Linked DNA regions of Mus musculus: region 2 is linked to region 1. A link is a loop called in an ENCODE intact Hi-C map of the cell type or tissue named here. Cell type or tissue: heart. All regions are shown on one strand. Each heading gives the region's core, and the rest is flanking DNA. Links, peaks and the distances in the headings are about the cores only.

Region 1 (10,646 bases), core at 3,250-8,249:
AAAAATGTGCACAACAGCTTCAAGGCAGGCAATATAATGCTAAATGCTTATACTCTGATAGCAGAAACAAGTGAAACTCAAACCTTGATATCTAGAAAAAGAAGAAAAATATAAACTCAAAGCAACTAGATTAAGCACAGAAATCAGAAAATTTAAAAGAGAAAAGAAAGAGGGCTGACTTTTGGAAGTGCTTAACTTAAGTGAATAAGTGCTTAGCTTAAGTGTTATTAAGTGAATAACAATTTGGTTGACAGATTCTTCTGGCAAGATCAAGAGACTTCAAAGATTACTGATACTTAAAATGAAAGAGACTTACACATGGTCAGAAGATTCAAAGTGGAATGTTATAGACACGGCTACACTCAACAGTGTGGTAACTTAGAAGTAATATGCTAATTTATAACACAGGTATCTATACAGGTTGGAATAGATGACTGATTCTAAAAGCAATAACAACTCAATTCATAATTTAAAAATCATTTATGCAAATATGTAATAAATTACCATCATGTATGTGAATTCTTTTCCAGTCAATTTCATGAAGCTAACACTATCCAGATACTGTGGGGGTGGGGGTGGAGGGGACAGAGTGAAAGAGAAAAAACTGCAGACAAATATCTCTCATGAATGTAGATTGAAATTTCCTTTAGAAAGTACCAACAAATAGAATTCAGCAAGATATGAAAGGAATGATGCACCATGACAGGCCAGGGTCTATTTCAGGGATACAATTCTAATTCAGTATTAGAAAATCCATGAGGACAATCTGCCATATGAACAGCCTGCAAAAGAGCAGTCACATGATATCAACTTGAAGCAGAAATGGCAAATGCCAAAAACGTAACACCCATACAAAATCAAATCTCTCTCTTAAATCTCGGACTGGAGGGGACCCTCCTCACTCTAAACAGCATCACAGCTAACATTGTGCATAATGCCAGAAGACTGAATTCTGTCCATTAACATCAGATACATGCTAGGTATGTATGCTCTCACAAGCCTTCCTCCAATAATGCTGAAAGTCCTTGTTAGTATAATATGAAGAGAAATGGAAAGAAAAGACATTTAGATCCTAAGACACAATACAACTATATTTGTACATGACAGGATTACCAATATGTAATATCACAGTGAATCTATAAAAACCTACTAGGTTAAGGCAGGTGCCATGGCACATGCTTGTAATTGTGGCATCCAAGCGTCTCAGGAAGGGAGAGTATGAGTCCCAGCCTATCCTGGACTACAGACATAAAGAGTTTAAAGCTAGTCTGGATTCTGTAATGAAACCCTTAAGAAATGTAGTACACCAAGCAGTAGTGGCGCATGCCTTTAATCCCAGCACTTGGGAGGCAGAGGCAGGCAGATTTCTGAGTTCGAGCCAGCCTGGTCTCCAGAGTGAGTTCCAGAACAGCTAGGGCTATACAAAGAAAACTTGTCTCGAAAACTAACAAACAAACAAAAAAAATTGCTGAGCTGTAGTCAAATGATACTGAATGTTCAGTTGAAAATATTTTATAAGATCTAGACATATTAAGAGATAAGTGACATTTCCTTTCAGTAGCAAAAGATGTTGTACACACAGTAAACACTAACACTAATTAGAAATGATTATTTGGAAGGAAAGTTTGACATGAAACATAAAAATATAAAAGCTCTTATCCTGGGAAGCTGACCCAGTTAATAAACAGCTAACATGCTGTCAACATGCAACTTGAGAGCAGAGCCCCAAAATTCATATAAAGAACTAGGCATGATGACATACATATACCTATAACCCAGCATTGATTGGGAATTAACAGGCATGTGAAGTCTGTGGGCTATTCAGTGTAGACAAATCCATGAGGACCAGTGAGAGACTCTGCCCCTCAAAATAAAGTCATAGAGCCAACAGTTGAGGAAGACACATGACAATCATCTGAAGCCTCCAAAACATATACACCCACATGCACATGTCTGTACTAAGAACATACACCACAGGCACATGATACAAAACACATATAACATTCATCAATATCTGTGACTTCCATATCCTTTGACACAGTTGTGCCCATTATAGTAATTGAGGCAGCAGAGATTGTGCACAAAGATAATCAAGTGTATTCATAGCATTCATAATAATGCATAATTAGAAATAATGATGGAATTCTAGTAGCCTTAAGTCACTTAAGAAATAATTCATGTTCAAATAAACAAACCTGATGGATATTCACAATCTCTCATTGAATAAGGAAAACAGTTTATAGAGTGTTACATATAGTGTTGTCTACTATGTCCCAATTTCAGCATCATATCAGGAAATACAACAGGTGCTTTAGAGACTGCGATGTAAGTTAGAAGATACAGCTCAGTGTGGATTCCTGAGTTTTGACATGAAGAGGGTTTGCCTTTCCTGCTTATTACACACACCCCTCCACTATACCACAGTGAAGTTTCAACAACCATATCCACATTTGTAATTTTCTAATAAAAGTTAAAAGGCATTGGGGTAGATAAATTGCATTTATCATAAAGAACACAGAAACGTGTTTTGTCAAAGATTGAGCTTGTTAAAATCTTTTAAAGTAATTTTCCTTTTTCTAATAACTGTTAGACCCATAGTGATGAGGACAATTGTACAGGTAAACGTAATGACTACTAGTCAAAATGTCTAATACCTCAAGTTGCTCTCATAGCATGTACAAATATACCTTGACAGAAATCTTTTCTTCCTTAGTTAATCAGATGTCAAAACCAGAAAAGTTCACTCCAGAGTCTGGCTTTAGGAAAACCCAGCCATGATTCTCCTTTCTTGTATACCTAACCATACCAGAGCACACTAGGGGTTCCAAGTGTGGTCAGTGAAAGTGGTGTGGATGTGCTTGGGTTTCTCTTTGTCAGTGTGGCCAGAGAGCTTGGGTGGTTCACTTAGAAGGACGCTCTAGTGGAAATCCTCTATCCTATAGTTTACATGTAGCAACTAGAAATTTATTAAACTTCATGAAACCAGTTGGAACAAGAAACTGAAGGCAGAATGCCTAGAACGTTGCTTTGTGACTACAGAGAGGTTGTTATGGCTTTGAAGACCCGGGTGTAATGATTTCTCAATTGTTCACTGTAGTAATAAAAGGTCTCTTGAGCTGTTCACGGATAAGACTATTGCTAAATCTCTCAATCTTAAAGCCAGGATTCAGTAGCAGTCAAATTACAAAATTAGGTTTATGTTGTGGATATCCCTGGGGCTAATTATATTTGATGTTAATTCCATTCTCCTGTGAGGGGCTGTGAACAAGGAATGAGTCAGCACTCAGGTGATTTCCTGTAAACCTGCTTCCCACCTTAGTTTATAAATAAAGGCTAGAGCTGGAGAGCTGGTGATTGGGTGGATAAAGAGGGGGAGGGAGGGAGAGAGAGAGAGAGAGAGAGAGAGAGAGAGAGAGAGAGAGAGAGAGAGAGAGAGAGAGAGAGAGAGATGATGGAGGAGGAGGAAGAAGGAAAGTGGAGCAGAAGCACCTGGCCTGGAGAAACTGCAAGTTATAAGGGGTCTCTTATATGGGGAAGATGGTAGTGTAGCAGTAGATCTGCCCAATATAGGCGCACAGCATGTATTCATATTAACTGAGTTGTGTTTTTATTGCCTGGGCTTATTTGGGTTGGAGATTTACCACAACAGGTTTACATTCAAAGGATGGCAGAAATAGAAGAGATTTGTTACATAATGAAGCTAGAGCCATGAGTCCCACTATGTGTTTTCTTTGATTGGTAGTTTAGTCCCAGGGAGCTCTGGAGGTACTGTTTAGTTCATATTGTTGTTCCTCCTATGGGGCTGCAGACCCCTTCAGCTCCTTGGGTACTTTCTCTAGCTCCTTCATTGGGGACCCCATGATCCGATGACCTAGTCGGTTATCAATGGGAGGAGAGGCCCTTGGTCCTGTGAAGGTTCTATGCCCCAGTATAGGGGAATGCCAGGGCCAGGAAGCGGGAGTGGGTAGGTTGGTGAGCAGGGGGACTGGGAGGGGATAGGGGGTTTTCAGAGGGGAAACCAGGAAAGGGGATATTATATTTGAAATATAAATAAAGAAAAGATCTAATAAAAAAATGAAAGAAAAAAGAAAAAGAAGAAGAGATTTGTTTTCCAGCTCTCATTTTAGGATGGTAAAAATAAGAATGAAAAGTTGAAAAAATATATTTGAATCCAGTAAATTAGATTCAAGCTGTATGTGATGCACAGGGCTCAGCCCAATCATTCCAGGCCTTAAGCGAGCAGCACATCCTGGTGCCCCACACTGCCATCTCAGCCATCACGACTTACTACACAGAATCTCCTCAACAACATGTGGGTAGTGCTATCTATGCTTCTGCTACATCTGCTGCATGGAGAGAGAAAAGGAGGAAGCGTGGACTGCAAGCTGTAGCTCAAGATGAAGATGGACAGAACTCACTATGAACTCTCTATGAGAGGTGGGGGGGGTCTCTCTTGTGGCAGCACAACGAATTTCTTTTTGTTTAGAAAAAAATGATCTGCGTCACAAATCCATGAAGTGACCAAGAGTTAGGCAAGAGGTAGATGGAAAGATTAAGGGCCAGAAGTTCTGAGGTCATGGAATGAGGATGGAAAAAAATGGGATGAAGATGTCTGTGTTTCATGTTAATGTCTAAGGAAGAACACCAACTCTGGGACAGTCACTAAACAAGAAGTCTTTTAGAGTAGACAAGTTGAGCAGTCAGTGTCAGCCATCCTCTGACATCAGAGACTCCAGTGTTTGAATGGGCACATGAACAGAGTAACCATGTGTGAGGATGGAGGGTTTGCAGGGGCCCAACCACACAAACTTCCATTTACTGAGGCTGGTACAATTTCTATTACTGTCACACACCCAGGATGGCAACAGAATCTGACACTGAACTCCAAATACAGCATCATTCCTTCAAGACACCAACCAGCCACCTGGTAGCAAACTGAGAGCATTGGTCTTCCTCCGTCCTGTAAGAGGCAGCGATTGACTTTTAATTAAATTTGAACCGGCAAATATCCCAGACATGGATTTACTTTTCCTGACTTAAGAGCCTCAGATTATACAATTGTCCATGGAATTAAAAATAGCCCATGCCACCAGCACAGGAGTCAAAGAATTGGATCAGAATAAGGCAAAGTGTTAGGGGGCATTCCAGAACCCTAGATACCTACCCTCCTGACATGGTCCATGTCCTTACACCATGGGAGAATGCTACTGACATCTAGTGGCTAGATGCCAGGGTTGTGAGTAAGCATCTTCCAACACTGAACCATTCCTAATAAGAATGGCCCCAAGCGTCAGTATCTCACTGTTCTAAAACTGTAAACTATAAGGAACTTCTCTGCTGTCTACAAGTTCACAGTAATTTTTACCCACACAAACAATTCCCAAGGGTTTCCTATTCTCCAAAACCTTGTCAACATTTGTCTCCCGACTTCTGGATAATGTCTGTCATAACAGGTGTCAGATAAGATGCCATTATGGTTTCAATTTGCAAATCCCCAATGATTAATGGTCATGAACAGCTTCTCATCCCTCTGTTGGCCATTTGTACATATCTCTTCAAAAAATGTTCATTTTGGTCCTTTACTTACTGAAAACATATTTGTTTTGAGTTGTTTGTATATTAGTTATAAAATTCATAAACATTTTCTTTTATGTGATAGGTTGGTTCTTCATCCAGTTGACTATATCCTCACTTTATAGGGACAGTGTCACTGGCCCGATGGCATCCTACAATAAACTCAAATAGTCACCAGCTAATGGAGGCACAGGGGGAATATAAGCTTGATAATGCTGCTGGCTGTGCTACTTTCCCTGTGGCTGTCACTAAATGCCTGACAAGAAGCAAGTTTAGGGAGGATTTATTTTGGCTCAGTTTTATGATGGGGAAGGTATGGTACCCGAGTTTCTGTCCATGGTGGGGATACATGCCAGTGGACAAAACAGTAAGAACTTAGGTTGGTTTAAAGCTACCGTTCCACGATCTTCTCATCTTCTTCATGTCTGTTAAGAGGTCTACCTTCTTTCTCATGGCTGGTAATAACTCATATGCCTCTTCTTCTTGGTTCACGTGTGTTCTCTCCAGCTTTAGTTTCCAGCAGCTTAATATAATGTGCCTGGTGTTCCCCTCTGTACTTTCTTTATATTTGGTTCTAGCCTTTTAATGGTGAGCAGACAAAGCTCTGACATGTTCAAGTTGTATTTCTTTGAGTAATTTTTTCTACTTACACCCTCTTCTTTTTCTAATACCTCTGTTGCACACAAATGCTGGCTCATTTACTATGTATTATTCAATGATTCACTGTCACAGAATTTTAATCTTCTATTTTTAGTAGTGATATCAAAGTACAAAATAGTGGATTTCCTTATGGTATTTTTATACATTTTATATGTTGTTTTTATCTGCTTTGTAAGTTTGATGACAAATTTACACACCAATGAATTAATAATAAGCAAATGCAATAATAACAAAAGTGAATTATTTTCTGGAAGAATTCATATGAAAGGCTTTCATGGAAACAGGAATATTTAAATTAGGCCTGAACTTTGGAAAGAATAATCAAAAATTCTAGGCAGGGGCTTTTGCCTAGGTACAGTGGGAGGCAGTGGTAAGCACCGTAAAATGAAAACTCGTGTATACACTGTGGATTCCCTGGAAGAGCAGAGTCATGTGGAGAAGTGTGAGGTTGGTTCTCTAGACATCACAGACTTTTGAAGAGAGAAGAAACATTGTACGGTTTTTGAAAGACAGCTCTAGTTACCATTAGGATTTGGAGAATTGTAGGTTTGGGGTGCTGCTCTTGCTGACATGATCGGAAGGTAAGAGTTTTACTGGTGAAGTGTGAATCCGTGAGCACCAGGAAGAGGGGATGAAAGTTAGCAGGTCCGAAAGCCACTGTGCTGCATTGCTTAAAATGCTTACACCAGTGCTGTGCACTAGAAACTCTAGCATCCTAGTATTTTGGATACCATATCAATGTGGTCTTTAACTAGAACACTCTACTAACTAAACACCCTAAGCATATACTATTTTATATACTATTTATATACTATTTTATATTCCTGAGCACTGGCTCAATATGAGGATGTTTGTCACCAAACCCGAAAGAGAAAAGTTGGTGGTATAAACTTCTTGGAATGGGCTTTTCTTCATTCTTCCTTTTTCTTTCTGCTGCACAATAGGCAATTGTGATTCAGGTGTACTTGTTTATTCTGGCAGAAAATTCCATAGAAACAAAAGTGCCATTATAAAGTGCTAGACAAAAAAACAACCCCACCCTGCTCTGCCACGTCTTGCACCGCTATAAGGGGTCACACACAGGGACTGCCCATCAGTCCTCCTTTGTCTCCTTTCAGAAAGGAATCTTGCAGATTGTAATACTTCTCCATGTTCTAAAACACCATTTGTCCAGGCAAGAAGTGCTGAGTTTCAGGGAAGGGGTGGTGGATCATAGGCGTCCCTCATGAGGCCACTCAGACAATCCTTTCCTGGAGCTCTCCTTAGTGTGTCTTTCCCCATTTGCTTCTGGTTTCCTTACCTGCCTCCCAGCTTTTGTTATACAACATGGTGAGAGGGTGAGTTATCTTCCTGATTCTCAAAATAACTAGGTATTTGGGCAAACTTTATAAGTTTGGATTTTACTCTTAGCCAGGAAATGCAAACAAAGCATGGAGACGGGTTGTTCCTTGACCCTAAATTCATTCCATGTTGCTATAGCATCACCACTGAGAGAATGGGCGGCCGGCTTTCCTCCCTATGGACACACTCAATGGGCTTTTGTCAGCTCTTGAATTATAGCATTAAATTTTAAACACTAGAGATTTAATGGGGGATTATTATCATACCCTAGTACATTCCTTCTGTTGCCATTAGCAACCACAGCAAGGATGAGAAACAGTTTTAAAAGGTGCTGTTTTAAAAAATATATGAAGAGATAGGAAAGAACAAAGAAAGAAAGAGAGAGTGAAAAGAAAGAAAGAAAAGAAGAAAGAAAATTAATTTAAAGAAAGGAAAGAAGACAGAAATAAGCAAATTGATAGGAAATAACACCGGGCCAGCCCCCCAATTCATTATGTAATTGAACAGTCCTACAAAAGTAAAGATTTTCATAGGACCCCAAATGATTTACTTCAATCTGCTGCTCCTGAATACATTCTTCACCATCTGGAAGATGTACAATGATAGCAGCACCGAGTTCCCATCTCAGACCCTTCAAAGTGCTATTTCAGTAAGAGTCCACCAATACCTTCAGTGAGCTCTGTCTGTCTGTTTGGTGTGGTAATGATTGAAGGCTGTGCAGGAAGGGATCTGAGAGAATCAGTTCCCGAGTCTCCATAAATGGAAGGGAGATCTTCTTGTTAGGACATTTATTGGTTATAGCATTGCATTTCAGAAGACATGAATAATAAATAATAAAAGCTAGACACTTCCTTTTTTTGTTTGTTTGATTGTATAATCTGATAATTTTGCAACTACATTTATTTTTTCAACCAGAGCTTTAATAGGTTTATCATTCTTAATCTCCATTGCTGTTCTAAAGCCAGCCCTGGTTTTGCCTGCAGGACCCCATTTTCCTGTTTATTATCAGAGGTCACTGTTGCCATAGACACGCCCACGGAACAATCTGATGGAGACAGTATCTCAGTTGAGGTTTCTTCTTCCCAGGTTTGGCAAGTTGACAAGTAGGATTATCTATCCTGCAAGCTAACAATCTAGTCTACCATTTTGTCGATGCAAAGCATGACGAGCGCCTACTAAGTGAAAGCTGAAAGACTACTGTAGCCCAATGAAGGCCACAGACACCAGCCTCCTTCTGAGACTTTTCTTTGTCCCCCAAACCTTGAGGAAATGACAAAGATGGGTCCAGATGGAGCAAGTATACAAGGTGGTTTTCCTTCTAGATCTCTATGCCTGCAAAATATAAATTTTAAATAGAAAATAACACTATCTCTTCTTTTATTCCCTTCCCCTGGAGGGAGACATTGACTTTATGTGAATAGGCAGCAAACATGGCAGACTTTTTGTTCTAGTGGGAAACACCATCTCTCACTCATTTTCTTAAAAAACAGAGATCCTCAATGAGGTGGTCCAGATAAGACAGTCAATGTTTTTTCTCCCAAGATAGGCCAAAATGTGAGTGAGCTTTGGTGAACTGTTCCTTAGCACAGACATATACTATACACAAATACACTTAAATATATTGGGCCATAATCTGTCCCTTCCTTAGAGGTGAGAGTTTTATTAAAGACCAGCGATCCTTGAATTTTTATACATTTTAAATATTAACCCTCTGTCAGATGTAGTGTTAATGAAGATCCTTTCCCAATTTTTCTGTTTGTCCTATTGACATTCTCCTTTGCCTTACAGAGTTTTTTTTTTTTTTTTTTGCTTTCATGAGGTCCCATTTATCAGTTGTTGATCTTAGAGCCTGAGCTGTGAGTGTTCTGTTCAGGAAGTTGTGTCCTGTACCAGTGAGTCCAGGGTTATTCCACGGTTTGTGTTCTATTAGATTTAGTGTGTGTGGTTTTATGTTGAGCTCTTTGATCCACTTGGACTTGAGTTTTGTGCAGAGTGGTGAATATGGGTCTACTCCCATTCTTCTACACGCAGACATCCAATTATTAGACCATCACCATTTATTGAAGCTGCTTTCTTTTTTCCACTAGATCCCTCAGAGTGGAGTAGTACACAAGGTGTGGAATCCACTTCTCTGAGGATAAGGGAGGGGGCAATGGGTGTAGGGATTTGTAAGAATGGGACTAGGAGGAAAGAAAGGAGGGGGATGTAATCCGGATGTGAATTAGTAACAAAACAAAACACAACACAGTGATTCCTGGTGCACTGATTTCTCTGTGACACTTCCTCTGGATAATTTCCTTTCTCTAGAACTAAATGTGAATTTGCTTAATTTAAGCATTTTTCCGAGTTTGTTCTAATAGTAAACATCAAAAATGAGTATACCAAACAGGTTTACCAGGACTGCCTTACCTCCTGCTGTGAAAGGACATCTATCCTGGGCCTCTCACACCTGCTTCCTTTTCCTTTTGTGCTTTCAGTTTGGTTAATTCGGTTTGAAACAGGTTTCTCCCTTTGTAGCCAGAACTACAGCAGAACTCCCTATCCAGACCAGACTGGCCTCAAACTTCAAGTCATCCTCCTGCATCTGCCTCGAAGTGCTGGGATTCCAGGATTATGCTATCACGCATCCACTACAGTGTGGATGTAACTTTCCTGGGGAAGTTACCTGAAAGAGGAGCCTACTGGACATAACAGGTGTTTAATTAGATGCCTTATGTATAATGGCACAGAGCTGAGACAGCTGTTTCCAAGCAACCGAGCTCTCCTTTGAGGTTCAGGATAGAACTAAGACTGGGACAGAGCTGTATGCTTGCTGCTTTAGAAAAAAAGAGCAAAGGGATTTTCTGTGGAATTAAAAGATTTCAGTCTTCTCATTGTGATTTTAAATATGTGACCTTTTTTTTTTAAAAATAGTTTTGTGATTGGATCTTATAGAAATATATACACGAGTTTGTACTGTATTTCTTGTGTGGGATTGTGGTTAACCACCATTCTTGCAATGATTAACCTTTTCTAAGGTTCCACTGAATATTATAACTTCACTGAAAATAGCTTGAGCTGGTAGCATCCTA
Region 2 (10,646 bases), core at 2,153-7,152, 68 kb before region 1:
AGTACCATCTGGAGGAAATTTAGTTCTCTGATTTAGAATTTTAGAAGAGTCATTATTTAGGTTTGAAATGATCCCTGCCTACCTTTCACAAGAAAACCTATGTCAAAAATATTTCTTTTTTTTTTTTTTTTCAAAAGCATGGCAAAAGGTAGATTAAATCTCAAGAGTGTTTCCGGGCCACTTCAAACTCCAACTTCAGGTTCTGTTTCGAACTCTCTGCAATTTGAGCTGTCTTGTTCTCTTTCAAAAGAAAATGGGTTAAGATCATTTAATTTTAAATTCTCTTGTATTTAGACTTGCTAGGCAGTTAGGTTAGCACCATGGATGCCATGATATTCACATTATTATCAGAATCTGTCTATGGAAGAGGTGTAGGGCAATGGGCCAGCATTTGCCCAGTGTGTACAAGCCCCTCTGGCAGCACAAAACATATTTCTATTTTATATATGTTTTTGGTGGTAGATGATATATCCTGGATGAGTAATTGACTTACCAGGAGAAAGGTGGCCGAGGCTGGATCTATAAGCATCCGGGAAAATGCTAAGGAGTTGAAATAAATCAGCCTTGAATTCTTTGAAAAATACATTGAGATTAAAGATGCTTAGCTATATTAGCACATATTCTTACAGGAGCAAGGTCAACTAAAAAGGCATTTAACTGCTGCTTTGGACAGCTACTGAACTCTATTAGAGTTAAGCATAAGTATAGACATTCTCATAAAAAAGAAAAAGTTGCTTAGAAGATTCAGTTTACAATAAACATATTTAGACACTCTATGAGCCTTAAATAAATGTATGCAAGTAGCTTTGGTTTGATTGTCACAGTCAAGGGTTAAGCTGGTAGGAACACTTGGAATGTTTTATGATTCCATAGCTATACTCTGTTCCGATCATTTCTTATCATGAGTTTAGAAAACTCGTTGTTGTTATTACTCTATTACTCTATATAAAACTCTTATTCTAATTACAGATGTGGGCCAGACTACAAAAAATGTTCCTCACAGTATACTCCTGAAACAGACAGCACCTAGCCACATTTTTTCTATGTCTAGACATTTTTTGTAGATTGCTCTCTCTCTCTCAGTGTGTGTGTGTGTGTGTGTGTGTGTGTGTGTGTGTGTGTGTGTGTGTGTATACACTTGCCAATGCATCTGGGTATGGAAGACAGAAATCGATGGCAGATGTCTCCTGAACCAATCATTTCACTTCATCTTTTTGAGACACATGGGGCTTCATGTTTTGTCTATGCTGTCTGCCCAGGGAACCCCACATCTGCTCCTCTCACTTCAGCCCAGCAGCTGGTGCTATCACACCTGGAGTTTTAGATGGATGATGATGGGATCTGAACTCGGGTCCTCATATGTGCATCATGACACTCTCCGTGCCCGTAGATGGACGTCTCTGAACATAGTTCTTTGCCATTCAAAGGATTTAGAATAACTACATATATTAATTCAGAAATCACACAGAATCCAGCTTTCCGATTCTAGCACTAGGAATTCAGTTGAATAAACAAAGTGCAGCCACTCAGAAGTGGGAGGTCACAGTCACAAGCCACTGGATTTCAAGCTATCTCCACTTTGAAGCTGCTGGAATCCTGGAGAGCCATGTTTTGATACCACAATTAAGAAGCTTAATGTCTGACCCAGTATCTTCTGATCTAGTTACAGGAAAGATAAATATTTCTGGGTTCTGAAATCCAAATCTCAAAATCCCCTCTGTATGTACTGACATCTTATGGGAAGCTGCACATTTTCCAGCTGTGTCATCTTCATGTTTTATGTCCAAAGTTGTCTTGTTGCAACTGAAAGTAATGACTGTCTACATAGTCATGCAGACCTTTCTTCACTCCCTTGCTCCCTTGTGTGGCAGAAGAGGAACACGTTCACAAAAACCAAGAGTCTTTTGAATCTTTGGACTCAGTGCTGTGTCTCTAGCAGAATTTTGGTTTGTGCTGTTAAGGTCCTGGATATTCTTTACATGATAGATATTTATTTGAATAATAACCTTCACGTGAAAATAGAGTTTACATGAATGTTATATGGTGCTAGAGAATGTAGCAAGAAGGCAGTACCCCCAGAGCTCCCTGGGACTAAACCACCAATCAAAGAAAACACATGGTGGAACTCATGGCTCCAGCTGCATGTGTAGCAGAGACTGGCCTAGTCGGTCATCAATGGGAGAAGAGTCCCTTGGTCCTTTGAAGGCTCTATGCCCCAGTGTACGGAAATGCCAGGGCCAGGAAGTGGGAGTGGGTGGGTTGGTTAGCAGGGGGTAGAGGGGAGGGGATAGGGGATTTTTGGAGGGGAAACTAGGAAAGGGGATAACATTTGAAATGTAAATAAAGAGAATATTTAATAAAAAATTTAAAAAAATGGTGAGTATTCCTTTAAAGACCAACTGAGGAAGAAAGGCATTGTTCAGCACATTTTTTTTACTCTTCCCTTCCCGCCTACGTGCCCCCGCCCCCTCCCTCTTGCCCGCCAACCTCATGTGGAACGTCATTACTAAGGGTGAGAAACTCACAGGCTAAAAATGTAAGGTCTTCGCCGTATCTGGAAGATGATGTTGTCATGTAAAGTAAAATAGCTCTTTACCAGGCAGAGCAGCCTTCCTGAGAATTCATTCCTGGGACTGTTTGCATTCTTTCCCAGTGAACGCCAGGGCAGACATCAGACTCTATTTATAACAGCAGAGGAGATATTCAACCTTTCAGAGCGGTACTCAGAATCGAGGCTGCTCGAGAGCGAGTGGGTAGAATCTCTATGTGCCTTTTCCCAACAAGTGTGCATTCCCTTTCGGGGTAGAGGTGACCCCGTGGCAAGCCTGGGAGAACCTATCTCAGGAACAACATGTGGCCTAGAGATGGAAGGAGCGGGATGGAAACCATACATGGTGAAGTGAAAAAGATGGTCTTCCTTGCGTTGCCGCTGAACTCGGCAGGTTTACTTCAGTGCCCCAAGAGTAAACAGAGCTGGAATCACACTGTCATGCTGTGGGTTCATGGAAAAGTGCCTGAGGGGCTCTAAATGCTCTTGTGTGCTACCTCTCAGCCCTTGAGCACTCCGACTTCAGAAATCCTTACTGGGGCATAGTAGTGTCTGAGCCTTGTGTGAGTGCAGATAGACTGTTCTGCTTGTTCAAGAGGTAAGGTAGAGGAGAGTTCACACTGAACATCATGATGTTTCAGATGGCTGGGATCAGAACACAGAGGTGAGTAATTGCAGAGCTCAGAAGGCTGAAGCACTGGATCAGCTAGAGTTGGAAGCCAGCCTTGGCCTCAGAGCAACACTCAGCCTCAGCAAACAGCCATAGAGAGCAAAGTCCACAACTTAAAGTCTTCTTTAGGAGGAGAAATGAGTCAGGCACATAATCAAGTTACCTTGTCTAACATAGACAGAATGCAACTACCTTGCTTACTACCATGGACACTTATACTAGCAACACAACCGTTTCTTCTGCCTTCCTGTCTCCCGGCCCAAGGGTAACTTTCATTGAGAAATGTCAATTAAAAGCAAAGATGACAAGGGAAATGTTGGTATGGTATTGGTGCCATGGTACCAATGTCCTGGTCATTCCATCTGCTGGATCTGGGTTTCCTGCAGCAGCTAGGGAGAGCTAGGTGGTTTAGTGGCTCCTTAGTACAATAAAGAAAAGGTTCTCTCAGTTTAAAAGGATGATGGTGCTGCTGTATACAATAGGCAAACATACTGGCTTAGGCACAATGGTAGACTACAGGAATCTTTAATAGTGAAAGGTTTTCCTTGAATTTTGTAAACATTTGATACTATGAGACCTGGCCTGATTAGAGTAGCCTGTTCTTACAAATCTGGAACTTGGCTTATTATCAGAAATAGGATATATAGAATATACTTTTTTCTTTCTATAAAAGTCTTCATTCCCATTGACATGTTGAGCTCTCCTTTAGAAGAAACCATGTCCCAGCAGCTCTCTGTGTGACTACACACTGCTGTACAAGATAGTTCTCATCACTGGCTCTATCTACACCAGACACAAGAGAAAGGGACCCTTTTTTCATTTAACCCCAGGGAAGACACCAGACCGCCATTAGAAAGCAGTTAGTGCCTGGATTCATATCAGCTCGTTATAAAGTTGGGACCTCAGGTTCTTTTCTTTACTCTCATTTGTCAGGTCTTTGGCATAGCAAGAGAAGCGAAGGAAAGGGAAGGGAAAGGACGGGAAGGGGAAGGGAAAGGACGGGAAGGGGAAGGGAAATCTCCATCAAACTTGGGGTTCTTCTTTATGCTTAAATATATCAAACAAAATAATGTACATGGACGTGGTTCAATGTACTTCCAATTGTCATAGAATTAGATATTACTTTAAATACTTAAATGAGTTTCAAATGTAGACTGTGTAGTGAATGCCAAGCAGGCTGGGGCTATGTAGAAAGACCTTGTCAGAAGCAAGCAAGAAAGTTGATCACTAAGTTGAGGATGCTCACTAGGGTTAAAAGTGAGAATGCTCAGATGTCTAAGGAGGCGAATGAATTTCCCTAATGATGCTTCATGTTATGAATTGCATAATGTATTACATCAGCTGCAAACTGACTCCACAATAGGCATAGAAGCGTGAGGATCCTCTCTAACCTCTAAGAGGTGTAAATACTATTACTTCCATTTTAAAGGTGAAAAGTAAGTCTTTTAAAAGACCTATACAAATCTAAAATACATATTTTTGACCATTGGCTTCTATTACCTGAAATAACGCTGATTTCTGTCATTGCACCAACAAAACACTTTAACGCATGACTTTATAATTCTATTGGTCACATGTTAAGCTTATTAGGTCTTGTGTATCTCCCGCTCCCCCTTCCCTTTCCTCTCCCTCTTCCCCTTCTTTCCCCCTCCCCCTCCCCCCCTGTTGTATTTGCCGATGCAGCTGTGTGAATGTGCAAGGGCCAAAAAACCAATTGCACAGGCCATTCCTGGGGTTCCTTCTGCTCTTGGTTTAAAGCAGTGTTTTCCATTGTTCTGAACTTCACCAGATAGGCTAGGCTGGATGGCTAGTGAACTCCAGGACTTGCCTATATCTACCTCCGTTGTCAATGCCATGCCTGGTGTTACAGGTTCTGCACCGCTCTGGTTTTTACATAGGTCCCGAGAGTCTGAAACTCAGGGCTTCATTCCTGTGAGTCAAGTGGAACGCTGACTGAGGCACTGCTCCTGCATCTGTTTTTCATAATGAAGTTTTGGAAGACTTAAATGGATCTGTGTTCTTTATGAAGGGAGCTAGTACAAATAGGCTCTTATCGAGTTGTATGGATGACTGTTATCTTTGGTATTAGTCTCAGGGCCTAGAATTATGAGTCTGTTACACCCTGGCTGCAGGATTTATGTAAATTGTATTTCTAGACTGTATAGGTGACAGTTTGCTTCTGGCTCTGAAATTCTGTTATTTTCTTAAAGAGGGTTATTTTGAGATTTAGCATTATTTGTTTAAGAGACAAGTATAAATCAAATCACAGGAAAATTGTACTATGCTGTGGTTGGTTATGGTTGATGGTTGCACAACTCTGACAATACTAAAAGGAATTTGGTGGAATTCCTTAAAAGGGTGAGTTCTACACTGTATGAATCAAGTTAAAACTAAATTAAGCTTACATATTATTTAAAAACTCTAAAATATTGAAAGAATGGACATTAGTTCCTTTTGTGATCCTATGATTATAATGCTTACAATGTAAATGGAGACAGACAGTTTCATTCTGGACCAGGGCTGATGAGGGCTTCAGTCCATGAGGCAGGAAACACAGCAGAAGTCTGTGGAAGAGACTGTTCACAGCAGGAAGACCAGAACGCATGGAGCTACATAAGCATCGGAGTCTCCAGGCTCTGCCTTTAGTGATCTTTCTCCTCAAGGTTGCAGAGCGTGGTGGTTTGGATGAGATATTCCCTCTAGTCTCAGCATTTGGATGCTTAGCTCCTGATTGGTGGTACTATTTGGGAAGGATTGTGTAGTGTGGCTTTGTTGGAGAAACTGTGCTTCTAGAAGTGGGCTTTGAAGTTTTAAAAACCACACATCATTCCTAGTTCACTCTCTCTGCTTCCTGCTTGAGATCTGAGACATGAGCTCTTATCTTGCAGCTCTAGTCCCTATTCCTGCCTGCACTACCCTTTCCCCCTCCAGTGGTAATGCAGTCATCTCTCTAGAACCACAGCCCAAGTAAATCCATCTCCCTGTGAGTTGCCTCAGCTATGGTTTTACCACAGCATTAAAAAAAAATTGGCTAAACCCGAGACTTCTAAAATATTCCCACAGAATGGGACACAAATATTTAAAACATAAGCCTCTAGGACCATTCCAGATTCAACCCTTAACAATTCATATAAACATGGTTGTGCATATGCAATTGAAAGGTCATTTTTAAGAGAACCATATTCCACTGAAAAATTTTGCAAAGAAGCAGAAAAAGCGAATGCGGAGCAATATGACTAAAGGAACATATTAAGATACTGGTCCTACTCAACATGAGGTACTCGGATTGCTGTGAGGATGATGTACGAAGGCGTGTGTATACCAGCCAGTCAAGGTCACACACACTTGAAGTCAGAAGTCAGACACGGGGGACAAGGATGTCAAGGCCATCTTTGGTTACTTGACTAGATTACATCTCTAAACCAAACCCAGAAAACAAAACAAAAACTTCTGGATTTATCTGGATTTATCAAGCTCCTGTGGTATGGGTTTGCAGTCGAATGTCTGTCAATCTTTCTAACATGGTTGTCCCTTCAAGGCACCTGTAGCATGAGGCTGAGAGCATAGGATGTGTTCAGAGCATACATTGGGACTCATATTGAAGAAACTCTGACTGTTCTGACTCTACTTTCTTCACCTTCCCTTCTTGCTATCTTCCTCCCATTTTACTTACACAGGTACCAAGTCTACACGGATAAATCATCTCTCTCTGGCCCCTTAGACTCAGAACTGATAGTGGACTCTAGGTGCCTACACAGTCACTAAATACCACCCAAAACATATACTTTATCATCTAAAACAGTACAATAAATCTGGATAATGAAATTATTTCTTAGAGATAACCCTTTACTTTGCTAAATCTTACTTTAATATAGTAGTGACTTATATTTTTAGCCCACAGTTTGCTAGAGTAAAAGCCAAATGAGTTAAGGAAGACTAGATACTTTTGCAAAATAAATATTCATTTCCGAGGTAGGATACTGTTTGCCTAGAACTAATGCTATTTGCAATTTTGCTGTCAGGGGTTATATCGCCTTCAGAGAGGCCTTCCTATTCACCCCAAAGCAGTCCTACTTTGATGAGACAACAGCATTTGTACAAGGAAAACAGCTTAAGTTTGCAAGTCATGACAATATTAGATAAATGTCAAATGAATATCACTCACCAATTTCTATTTATTCTATAGCTTAGTGTCTAAATGTGATCCAATTTCCCATTTAGAAGCTGACAGTGCCATGTTTTTTTCCACACTGATTATTTTCTTGAGATACCTAGCCAGCCTCTGCAGGCTCCTGATGCCAGTAGATGGGCCTCATCAGAGCTCAAATGGTGCAGAGACAGAGACTCTCTAAATGCCCAGGAGCTTGGAGTAATTCCCAAACTGCAAACTATAAGGTTGTCAAAGGTTTTGCACCATCTCTTTAGACATCTTCCTGGGGTACTTTGCTCCCAAGACTTTGCTGCTTTATCTCTCAAAAGTCTTTTAAAATGCACATCTCATTTCAAATTAAAGGCTAATTTTGCCTCCTGTTAGATAGGCAAAATTAATAGGTATGACTCACAGAATTAGCAGGTGAGTGTTATCTGATGAGTTGTTCTCTTTGAGTGTGAACGGAGAACAGCTGGGGAAAGCAGGAATGAATTTTACCCTCCGGGAGAATGCCAGGTGTGCACTGTCAAACCTACCCCGTGTATCATGAAAGAAATCTTTCATGATATGCAAGCATGAAGATGTGCTGCTATGAATGGAATAGCACACTCAAAAAAACCCTATATGTTGGGAATGGATTCCTGAATGTGGTAGATTGTAGAAAACAGACTCTATGAATGGATGGATCTTGTTTGGCCTTACCTACTTAGTCTAGATCTTGAGCTACAGTCCCCAGGCCTCTACCCTCATTCTGGTGTTCCTGACTTCTTTCTATATCAGTGGGAAACTGTAACTCCAAGGCATGAACACATCCCCAGACTCCAATGAAAAGAACATTCTTTGTTTCGAGACCAGGCTCCGTTTCTGGCCTAATATTCTCAAAACCTCCATCGGTCACTTTATATCTCAACTGTTCTGCTTAAGGCAGTTGTTGTGCATAGCAACCATCATAGCAGCCCTAAAACCCAAACATGGGATAACAATGATGCCGGAGTTCTCATTTGTCCTTTCTCTGTTTAATCTTTGACGGTTTTCCCACAAAAGATAAGGAAGTTGCCTTCTTTGGTAAGGGGAGATTCTTAACAAGTATTTTGAGTCAGCTATCCACCTTTGCTGTTATACAGCCTCATCTTAGACTTGCCCCGTGTCTAGACACCCTACATCTCAAAGAGAAGGTCCAAAATCATTCTCCCAACTGACTTCGTATTAGGCTGCGATTCTTTCTGCTTCGTTTTCCTGAAATGCTTTCCTATATTTTGCAGTATGAATGCTGGTCATGTTCTAGACCCATGTAATCACCTCCCACCCCAAACCACCTTCCACAATCCACCCACAATATCAAACCTGTTTATATCTCTCACCACTGTGTATCCATTGATAATGTTGTCATGGTTTCTAAAAGCCCTGTTGCTTGAGAGAAAATGAACAACCCCAAGAGGCAGACTGAGTAGGCAAGGCAAACAGAAGCCCATGGATTCTGAACTCAGCTCCCGGGAGGCCAGTGACTCTAACACGCACCCAGGGTGCCTTTGCTCATCAGGGTAAGTATGGACCTCACGGGAAGACAACAAATTAAAACAGTGTTCTCACTCAAGCTGGGTTATAGTGGGAGCCTTGCTACTACACCTTGGAGAAAGACAACAGCCAAGAGGACTCAGGAATTCGGGGTGACTGGACTCATGTCTCTTGTGATTCTTCACTTCAGTCTTCTCCTTCCAGTGAAGCCTAAACTTCACTGTGAGATTTGTGAAGATCCCCCTATGAAGACTAAAGAAGAAAGATGCTTATGGTAGGCAGCAAGCCTCTCTCCAGGGAGAGAATTTAGTCTCTTTTAAGTTAGAATTAAAATAAAGTAAGATGCACATCATTTGAGAAGACAACGTAAGAGTCATTTTCCTACTATTAAGGATTGGATCTTTTAAAAAACCAACATAAACATCCTATGCATACATTCAATGCACCAGGGCCATTATAACACAAAACAAAAAATGTTTGGCTTGAAGCTGGAGAGGTGGCTTCAGTAAGTATGAGTTCTGGCTGCATCAACATGAACCCATTACTTCAAATCCTCAGTGCTCCTGTAATAAAAGAAGGCTGGGTGTGCTTCATGCACACATGAATCTAACCCCTGTCCTATAGTGGGTAAAAACAGAAGGATGCTGCCTCTTGCTAGCTTCAGCCTTTGCTCCATTCTTGGTGAGACCCTGTTTTAAAGCAGTAAGATGGACAGATATAGGGTAGAATATCAAATGCTCTTCTCTGGTCTCTGTGTACACACCCTCATGCACACAGTATAAGCATCACATACATCACACACACACACACACACACACACAGAGAGAGAGAGAGAGAGAGAGACATAGAGACACAGAGAGAGAACATTTAATTTTTAGTATTTTCATGGAATGTTGATAACTTACTAAATGCTGTTGAAAAGAAAGAGGTTGTTTTCCAAAATACCATGTTAGAGCTATGATAATGACCAAAATGCAAAGACAAACAACAAAAGTCAACATGCTTATTCCATTTTTCCAGAAGTGCAGAACTGACTTACGGGGTACTCTTAGTCACCCTCTCCCCTTTAAAATACCTGCCTCCAATCTAAAGTGTTTGACAGTGTAAAATGCTTGACCTAGAAAGGGATTATGAATAGAAAAATAAGATCCTGTGGAAGTCACAGGCATTTTAAAGATACGTTAGTGAGATCATTTAATGATAAAAAAGAGTAGGATGATAAGCTAAGAAAACTCAATAAAATGACTAAAAGATTTTTTTTCGTTTGTTTTATGTAAACTTCCCAATGTTTATCAAGATATTGATCAGATTTTTGTTGTGAGGTTGAAAGCTAGCTCACTAAATCATTTTTCATGGCACTGGAATTTTGCTACATCTGTTAGAACAGTAGGGCATAGGTCATCATTGGGCTTGTGAAATGCCTGGGTCTTAGCCAGGGAAATGAATAAGAGGCAGAGACAGGGAGGTGCGTCCACATGGCAGCTCCTCTCTCTTCTTGCAAATCTTCAATCTCAAAGAGTTCTTTTGAACTTTTACCATGTCATGTCTAGAACTCCTTATAATCCAAATTGCTGTATATATTTCAATGTTGTGGTGTCAACCTGGGTGCCAATATCTTTTAATGAGTATACAATCAGCACCCCTTAATTTTGGTGTCTAAGACTGTGGGATAGACTGAAGTATAAAAGAATAAAGAGAAATTTCCTCCTCAGTAGATATTCATCCTCACTAGATGTAGGTGTACAACTAGTTTTCTAGCCTGG

Evidence for each region. A loop is a pair of places that touch in the nucleus more often than their neighbours do. Peaks named below come from ENCODE experiments on the same cell type or tissue, not always from the same donor. Only the 100,000 strongest peaks of a DNase experiment are listed, where the experiment ranks them.
Region 2: a loop joins it to region 1, with 1.8 times the contacts of the local background. A loop is called at or near these places in 2 of 42 quality-filtered maps.

Annotation. Positions count from the first base shown.
Region 1 is chr10:24,404,733-24,415,378 of GRCm38, reverse strand. All of the region lies in intron 3 of Gm15270 (predicted gene 15270), which reads left to right. Among named protein-coding and RNA genes, the nearest start is that of Gm40615, 51 kb to the left of the region's middle. In heart, for the core only: a CTCF peak has its summit at 5,219 (motif pointing left); no DNase peak of the experiment used is centred there.
Region 2 is chr10:24,471,367-24,482,012 of GRCm38, reverse strand. All of the region lies in intron 3 of Gm15270 (predicted gene 15270), which reads left to right. Among named protein-coding and RNA genes, the nearest start is that of Gm40615, 16 kb to the right of the region's middle. In heart, for the core only: no CTCF peak of the experiment used is centred there; no DNase peak of the experiment used is centred there; H3K27ac peaks cover 1,502 bases.